Regions from separate parts of the Mus musculus genome. Here region 2 is linked to region 1. Evidence: chromatin contacts called from ENCODE Hi-C or POLR2A ChIA-PET data. All regions are on one chromosome and are shown on one strand. The core of a region is the stretch at or near the end of the contact, and the rest is flanking DNA. Distances in the headings are between cores, read along the strand shown. Region 1 holds the start of Atxn7l2 (ataxin 7-like 2). Region 2 holds the start of Psma5 (proteasome subunit alpha 5).

Region 1 (4,465 bases), core at 558-3,057:
TAGATGGGCCACTATGGGTAAATGTCTCTTTTCTGGGCCTTGCTTCCCCCATTTAAAAGGGAAATGGTTCTAAAATTTTTCTACAGGTCCCTTTTGAGACTGCTCGCATGGGTCCTTTCTTCTACTCTGTGGCATCCCAGACAAATGCCCTCCCAGATCCCCACCCCCATAAACTCATTTTGCTCCACCCAAGTTACCATAGTATCATCAAAGTTACACTCAGCTTCTCAGGTCCTGCACTGATAGGATGGCCATAGAGTAGAAAAACTGTTGTCTTTGGACCCTTTGGCATCTTCAAAGTCTCCTTGATCAGCTACGCAAGCCCCTCCCCTTCTTAGGGGGGCTTTGTCCAGGGGTTGCCCTTGTACCTCAGTTTCTGGGTTAATGACAAAAACATCTTAGCTGTGCAAAGCAGCTCTTTCCCCATCCCCCTACCTCACTCCTCGCCCCCCTCCTCTAAGCCCCCTCCCTGTCCCTTGGGGTGGGGGTGGGGGGATCAATTCTGAGTCACCAAATCTGAGTCCATTTCCAGTTCTCAGTGCACCTAGACCCAGCGAGGGCCCCATCTTAGCCCACTCAGCATGGGGGCAGTCCAAGGGTGGCCTGTATGCCCATCTAGGATGACTCTCTAATGCTCACTAACAGAGTGGCCCCTTTCTAGGATGAGAAGATTATTGGCAATCATAATACCCAGATGTAAGTGGTAGTGGGTTAGGCATGCAAAAGATAAGGGGCAGCTCCCACTCTTTTAAGTCCCTTAAATTCAAGTGTGGGGAATGACAGAACAGAGCTGTAAGTCAGAGGTCTCAAAAGAGAACAAGTGGCATTAGAGACCGCTCCATGAGATCTCCTCCTCCACCTCTTCTCACTTGCAAACTTCTTCAGGGGTGTGATGCTTGTTGTCACCCCGAAAGGCCACGAGGCCAGGTGCTCCCTGGGGCCCAGGAGACAAAGATCAGAAGGGGCTGCAGGCCTGCTCACCAAAGACACTCAAGGGCCTACAGAAAATAGGGGTCAAGGAAGAGAGCCAAGGGGCAGGACAAGAGGCCCAGGAAAGGATGGAGGCTTGGAGTCATGTATGGATGGACTGATAGAGGGAGGTCGGGAGGATGGATGGATGGATGGATGGAGGATGGATGAACTAAAGCAGAGGGGGCGGGGGTTCGGGAAAACTGAGCAGACAGGGAGACGTTGAAAGAAGCTAAGGTGCGGGGCAAAAGGCGAAGAATCAAGTGGGTGGGGAGGGGGGCACAGAAGTGGGGTGCGTGGGAAACACGTGGAGAGGACTGTTGCAGATGGGTAGAGCCGGAGCAGGTGCAGAACCGAAAAAAGCTGGAGGACGGCTCACGAGAAGAAAGATAAAGGCAAGTAAAGTGGGGGGCAGGTACTGTACACCCGCAGAGACAGAGGTGGGCAGGGTGGGCTGCGAGCGATACGCCGGCGCTAGGACCCGGAGGCGCGAAGGTGTCTGAGCAGGCGGGCACTAGGACCCGGCGGGTCCTTTGTTTGGGGGGCCGGGGAGCCGGACGGCGGCTCTAGTCGGCGGCTCCCCTCAGCTGGAGGGGGCCCTGGGGGGGAGGGGAGATAGTGATGGGGTCCCCGGATTCTAATGTGTCTGTACTCACCGTCTGCCGCAGGCAGGTCGGCCCGCTCCACCCACGAGCTCCAGCTCTGTCCCGCGAAGTCATCGAGACTCGGCACTCGCCGCTCCAGAGCGGCCATTGCTGCCACCGCGCGTTCACGCACCGCCATCACCGCCGCGGACGCGCGCCCGCCCTGGCGCCGCCGCCGCGCGGCCCCCTCCCCCCACCCTCCGACCGGGGGCACGCCTCCCTCTCCCCCTACCTTGCCAGTTCACTCTCTGCGCAAGCGCAGCTCGTGCCTCCTGCCACTACCTCACTCTCAACACAGCTTTCTGGGAAGTGTAGTTGCGGAGGGGTGGCGATGCTTACGGAGCTAGCCGAGGGATCCCTTCCGAAATGCACAATCGCACGCGGGGAAGGAGAGATCAAAGCCTCGGGATATCCTCTTTCAACCCCTCCGTACACGTCCTTTGTGCCACTAGTTCACTCTCCCAAACTTACTGCGCATACCCGAGCCCCAAACCTCTTTCTGCCCAAGATACTCTTCTAAAGCCGTGCATCCGCCAGCTGGCTGGCGCCCCTTCCTGGGCTGGCGGCCACGAAGCGCCTCTGCACCCCTGTAGATCGAATAGGGTAGGTGCAAGGAGGTGGGCGCAGTGAATCAGAAGGGCAAGGGGAGGGAGTGTGCAGGACGTGCTGAAGGACACAGGGCTTGGGGTGGGGGAGGGCCACAGCTCCTGTGCTGTTCCTCTATGGGAAACGCACGCTGCCTTGATGCAGAACGGAGGTTTGGAGTACTGTGTCTTAGGTTTGGGAGGACCTGGCTGAGCTTGCTAAGATCACCTGTCAGTATGACAGAAGGCTATCGCCGATCCAGAACCAGCCCCAGAACTAGGGTAGCCCCAAGGCTGCTGGTGTTTGCAGTGTCTCTGCTGATCGTCTCTCTCCTCCTGGGAACTACAATCGATAACCTGCACCGCCTCTTCCCAAATCCTGGCTGGACCCTGACTCCATTCATCATTTTGGCTTCTTTTTCTAGTGAATCTTTTCACCGCTGGAAAAGCTGCTATTGAAGCCTTGGCATAGGGAGGTTTCTCATATCTATCTTTTCTTTTCTTTCTTTCTTTCTTTCTTTCTTTCTTTCTTTCTTTCTTTCTTTCTTTTTTTCTGCTAAGGTCCAGAAAGTACCTTAATCACCCACCTTCTCAGCTGATAATATTTCTTCCCACCCTCACAGAAGAGACAAAAATCTACCTTCATCTCCGTCCCCATTCTCATTGGAAATTAAATATTAATCCTCTTTTTCTTTGACTACCTCACCCATCACGCCATATTGCATCCCTTTGCCTAAAATGAAGCCAAGTTTGGGAGCAATTAAGTCAAGGTCTGTGACTTTCTGCCTCCCATATAAGAGCAGTTTAACTACATAAAGAATAACATCTGAGGGCAGAAGTTCTAAACCTAAGACCCACCCAGAGGTGGTCCCTAAGAGGCCCAGAAACCTGATGAGACTAAATGTAAAACTGTGCCCAAGTACATTTTTCTAGAGAATGTAAATGTGACATGTGACTGTCTGAGGAGATGGATAGGTGTGAGTTTGTGCAGCGTGAACACTACAGTGAGAAGAGGGAAGCATATGGCCCTCGATTTGTCCTTTGGGTCACAGATGGTAGGAGAGCAAACGGAGGCAGCATTGTGGAAGCCACTGTCTTTTGCCTTTTGAGTTTGGTCCAAGTTTGCTAATGAGTCTTGGTTTCTTTGGAGTAATTGGGTGCCGCCAAAAGAGTCGATGTCACTAGACTGGGGCTTGCCAGAAGCAATTGCCTAGCCAGCAGACTCTGTTGCCTGGGGTTCAGAGTTGCAAGGAGAGGAGTGTCTTGGTAGAAATGCTGAAATTTGTCCAAGAACATAGAGCGAGGGAAAAGGAGAAGGGGAAAAAAATCCCCAGAAGTCCTCTGGTCTTGGCTTCTTCTTGGCAAATGTTCGCAGCACTGTTTATTCAAATGTGTAGTAACAAGCACCACAGAACAACATGCAACATTCTCCCCACATCCTCGATCTGCAATCCCAGAAATAGGAGGCCCATGGTCAGGATGTTGAAGGGGACTCATGTCTAAGAAAGGTCCTGGATAGGCGTCTCCACATGGTAAAGTCTACCAGGGCAAAGGGCAAGTTCCCTGCTTGTTGGCCTCCTGCAATAGCTAGAGAAACCAGACACCTCTCCCGCTTCAGGCCTGACTAGGCAAAGTGGTGGTGCCAGCCCTGGTTGGAGAGGACACGAGTCTCATGAGGACAGAGCTGCCCTTGGCACTTACTGCTGCCCAGCCCCCTGGAGGTAATGAGGTGAACTGGTCTTTCCTCTTCCGGCGGCCATGGAAAGACCATAGCCTAAATCAAGACTCTCTTGGCCATAGCCAGACTCTTGCCAGGAAGAGCCTTTTCAACCCTAGAGCGAGCCCTGGAGTACGAATGCTCGGTGGGAGTGGATAACTCCTACTCTAAAGTAGTTGATGGGCCAGTTGCTAACTTGGGCCCCAAATGAGAACACTTTATCCGTCACAGTTCAAATAAATTATAAATATAGACGCAGAATCCAAACACAGTTTGAGTCGAAGCTGCTCCCAGATCCCCACAGGGACTTGTTTGAAGAAAAATGGTCACTCTTTTGTTCTTTGTACCTCTGGAGCTGGAGGCAAAACTGTCTCCCTTGTCCTTAAGTAACCATGGGGACAACTTAGGATAGAGAGTTTCAGATTTAGGATCATTCTCACCCTCATCAAATTTTCCCCTCCTTAAATCTTTTCCCTAAAATCTTAAGCAGAAAACAAAAATTCCAAATTATTTTACTGAATGGCTCGGGAGCATCTGAAAGTGTGTAAATA
Region 2 (4,465 bases), core at 1,167-3,666, 46 kb after region 1:
TGGGCCAGTTTGATTTAGACAATTCTTCAGCGGAGGGTCGTCTTCCCTGGAGACTATAGGCTGTGTCAAGTAGACAAGGAAGTGTGTGTAGAGGTCAGAGGAAAATCTGCAAGAGTTGGTTCTCTCCTTTAACCATGTAGGTCCTGGGGATGGAACTCAGATTGTCAGGACGGTGGTAGGTGCCTTTTACCACCAGACCATCATATTCCTGGTCTCCGTGACTGTAGGTTTTAGCCAATAAGAAAGTAAGGATACAAACCAAACTTCTACATCGTAAAAGTTATTTTGCCAGGCCTTCCTTGGATTCACATATATACCATCACTCCATACAACATTCAGACCTGGAGACCCATGGTTCAGGACCCAGGATCCAGACTTGACCCTCGGCTTTTCTGTTACTCATCAATGAGAACCTTTCCCATTCCATCTACCTTCTTCTGGCTCCTTCATTACTTTCCTGGGAAGGACATCTGGCTCAACTGTCCACGAGGGAGTCATTTATTGAATTATAGGCAAGACATTCTGTGATGTGCTACAGTAGAAAAACGATGTGACTATGTGTGTGAGAGCACATACAGCTTCTGTGACATCCCTGTCCTCCTCGATTACCTCCCACTTTATTTTTTTGATATACAGTCTCTCACTGAACTCAGAGGTTGAAAGAAAATAAGCTTTCCTTTTTTTTTTTTTAACCCACAATCAGCTAGAGTTACATTTGGTGTTGCCTACCTATAACCCCAGAATTTGGGAGGCTGAGACAGGAAAATGGCCTGGAGTTCTAGGACAACCTAAGCTACATGGTTTCAAGGCGGAGTAGGCTAAAAGTAAGTACTTTCACTAAAAGCAAAACAGAGAACTAGCTTTCCCTTTCAGACAAATATGGCTCATTACACGGCCTCTCCCTCCCTCCTATTCCTTCTCCTTCATGAAGGTATAATTGACAAACAGTAGTTGCTTACATTTACATTATAAAAAATGATGTTTAAAAATATTACTTTTGAGACAGGGTCTCTCTACATAGCCCTGGCTAGCCTGGAACTCACTTGGTATACCAGGCTGGTCTTGAACTTAGAGATTCCCTGCCTCCTGAGTGCTGGGATTAAAGGAACTATCACACCCAACCCAGAATGGTATTTTTAAAAAGACTTTTCAATGTGTGTGTGTGTGTGTGTGTGTGTTTGTGTGTGTGTGTTATGTGTGACACATATATAGGGGCCAGCAGAGAGCAGAAAAAGGCAGTGGATCCCCTAGAGCTAGAATAAAGGGTAGTTATGTGCAGCCTGACTAGGACGCTGAGAACCAAATGTGGGCATCTAGAAGGGAATCAGGTGCTAAGCTATCTCTCCAGCCACCAGAATTATGTTTTGATATAGGTATATATCACGATTAAGTTAACTTTCACTAACATTTGCCTTTTTTGGTAGTGATTAAAATCTACCTTCTTAGAAAAATTTCAAGTGTAAGATATTAACTCTAGTCATCCTGGTGTATCATATATCTCCATTAGGTATTAATCTTACCTGAAACTTTGTACTCTGACCACCTCACACCCCACCCCCGCCAAGCCTGGGCAGAGGTTCATGCATGCTATGAAAGTACTCTGTCACCGAGTTACATTCCTAGAGAGTCAGGACTTCTTCTTTTTTTTTTTGTTTTTTTTGTTTGTTTTTAAAGATTTATTTATTTATTTTATGTAAGTACATCGTAGCTGTCTTCAGACACACCAGAAGAGGAAGTCAGATCTCATTCAGGATGGTTGTGAGCCACCATGTGGTTGCTGGGATTTGAACTCAGGACCTTCTGAAGAACAGCCAGTGCTCTTAACCCCTGAGCCATCTCTCCAGCCCGAGTCAGGACTTCTTAACCACCTAACTTTCTTTGATAAATGATTCATTTACAATGTTTCTTAAAAAAAAAAAAAGCTCAAGTTGCTCTTCTACCCTTAGGAAGAGAAAACAAGAAGCACATACACAAATTAAGGTCCTTAAAAGCAGTGACTAATCTGAAGCTCCGATACTGAACTCCAGGTCTGGGTCTGAAACTTGGATAGTTAGGGTGGTGGTGGTGATGTGTACGAATCCAGGAAAGACTTGATAAAATAATCGTACCTATGCAAGAAATTGAAAAACGTTCTTGCTGATTAGAACCTATCAACTTTTAAAACTTTTTTTTTCAACAAGCCCGGCTGGCAGAACTGCCGGGCACGCTGGTAGAGGCGCACACATTTCTCTACCCAAGTCAAAAAGTCCTCAGCAAACCTAGTTCCGGCTGCCACCGAGCCGGGAAGACAGCGAAGAGCTGGGCAGGCGAGCGCGAAGTAAGAGACCGGTGTCCCCCGGCTGCATTTACGCGAGCTGGCGAGACTTACGTCACGATTCCGACAACCCAGTCATCAGGCCAAGTCTTGCAGCCATCCAAAGCGCGGCGTGCTCACTCCTCGACGACGAGGTTCACTCTCACCGGTTGCCTCGAGTCCCAGCGCCCGTAGCAACCAAGGGTGACGGAAAGCGGAAGTGCTCTCTAGTTCCGCCTCCCTGTTAACCCAGGTCCGGTGAAGAAGCTTGTCAAGTCCAATCATCGCGGCGAGAATATCAATCAGCCAATAAAAGGGAAGCACGGGAGGGCGGGCTAAAAAGGTCGCGTGCGCACGCGCAGACGGCTGCAGGGTCCTTGGTGCTGTGGCGGTGTGGTTGATTAGGGTGCTGCTTTCAATCGTGTGGCCTTTGGGAACCCCGCGTAGCCACTGCCGCCTCCTTCTGTCCTCGCCATGTTCCTCACTCGGTCCGAGTACGACAGGTTCGTACGGCGGGAAGCAGCAGGGTCGAAATTTGGGTGGGCGGGCCTGGGGCCCGCGCCGCGGCCTGGGTTCTGCAGTGTCATGGGGCGCCCGGAGAACCTAAGTCTGGCGGGACCCGGGGAATCTGGTTCCCGAGGCGCCCGGCGAGATTCCCCAAGCTACACTGCAGCGGACCCGTTGCACTTGTCCCGCTGAGTCACCGCTAATCCTGACTCCCCGCGGAAGCGAGAGGCTGGGGCTGCTTGGGGCAGGCGGCGGAGAGGGATCGGGACCTTTAACCTGGAGTAGATTAGGGGGACACCAGCCTTGCGTCCGTCTTTTCAACCTAAGTCTGACTGCTTAGGAAAAAGAAAAGTGAAAGGAGTTTCCTTGAATAGAAGCTACCAGAGACTATTGGATGAGTTTGTAGGAATCCGTCCTGTGCTGTACATTTTAATCTTTTTTGAAGAGCGAAGGCAGTTTTCAGCTATGCTCGGATAAATATATTGCCTACAATCTGGTTTTGTGGGAACTTGAATGTACAGTGGTTCTCAGAAGAGTTTTAATACACTGATTCCATTTGACCAAAGTGTGTGTATGTGAGAGGAGGTTTGAAAGCAAGTTAATTTTAGTGTTGTGTTGAAAGCTAAATGTTTTGTAAAGTCAAAGCTGTGTGGTTGTGTTTATTAAAAGAGCAGACAACCTAAAAACTTTCAAGTCTCGAAAATGCTAACTAATACTGTCATAAATGCTGTAGATACTGTAACTTTCAGTTTCTGTTTTGAGCAGTTTTGCAAACCACTGGGTTCCTTTAAAAGTTAGGGAAAGCAGACATTTTCTTAGTTCCAGGTTACCACTGAGAAATTACTTTTCTTGGCAAGTATGTATTGAGCCTGTCAAAATATATATATGTCATTCCAGGTGCCACAATTTTGACAGGCTCAATACATACTTATATATACACATATATACATACATATTAATCTCCATCCTTTTGCTGACTCAGAAAATATCGGTGAAGTTTTAAAACTATTTCCTGTTGTCAAGTAAAATGGTCGTTAACACTTGGCTTCCAGAGTATTGAAGAGAGTCATCTTTAGGTGATAAAATGTTAAGAAAATTGTGATCCTCATCTGAAAGGCTTTACTGAGCTTTGCCCATTTATTTATATGAACTAGTTGCTTTGTGGATTTTTTTCTTTTGTATTTGCTAAGACTAAATAAAGCCCAGGCCTCTATTTAGCTAATGTTCTTGAGCGTTGGCTGTGTTCAAGAAGCACTGTTTAGGGAGCTGGTTTTACAGCAGTGAGCAGAATCAAGATCTCTACCCTCCTGTTTGCAACAGTAACTGTAATGTGAGACAGAAATGTATTGATGTTACTAGAGGAATCTAAGGCAGCACTGGACGTTCTGATGAGAGGCTGCATTCATTGTTGGAGGTTGGGGAAAGCTTCACAAAGAAGCTGATAATTCAGATAGGTCCAGGGAAAGTAGGATTTCTAGTAAACCAAGACCATGAGAACGAACAGATAATAAAGGATGAACAAGGGGGACCAGTGAGGAAAAGGCATAACACATTTGGAAAAGTCCAGGCTGGTTACCACATATGTATGATGCATGTTATGGGACAAGTAGGTGCTATGGAAAAAACAGGATGGTGCCAGATACTGATGGTTCAATAGACTTAGAA

What was found. Hi-C counts contacts between places; a loop is a spot of excess contacts on that map. ChIA-PET counts read pairs that join two places held with the same protein, here RNA polymerase II (POLR2A).
Region 2: a loop to region 1 is called in a map of left cerebral cortex, with 5 times the contacts of the local background. The contact joins the promoter of Psma5 here to the promoter of Atxn7l2 in region 1. A Hi-C loop is called at or near these places in 14 of 37 maps with a recorded cell type or tissue (adrenal gland, gastrocnemius, heart and 2 more). POLR2A ChIA-PET finds 5 or more read pairs at or near these places in 4 of 5 experiments (Patski and embryonic stem cell).

Annotation. Positions count from the first base shown.
Region 1 is chr3:108,208,720-108,213,184 of GRCm38, forward strand. Atxn7l2 (ataxin 7-like 2) reads right to left here and starts at 1,808. Exons shown (of 11, transcript NM_001289545.1): 1 at 1,626-1,808. The coding sequence starts at 1,752. It overlaps Sypl2 (synaptophysin-like 2), which reads right to left. Exons shown (of 6, transcript NM_008596.1): 6 at 3,547-4,465.
Region 2 is chr3:108,254,510-108,258,974 of GRCm38, forward strand. Psma5 (proteasome subunit alpha 5) reads left to right here and starts at 2,417. Exons shown (of 9, transcript NM_011967.3): 1 at 2,417-2,796. The coding sequence starts at 2,768.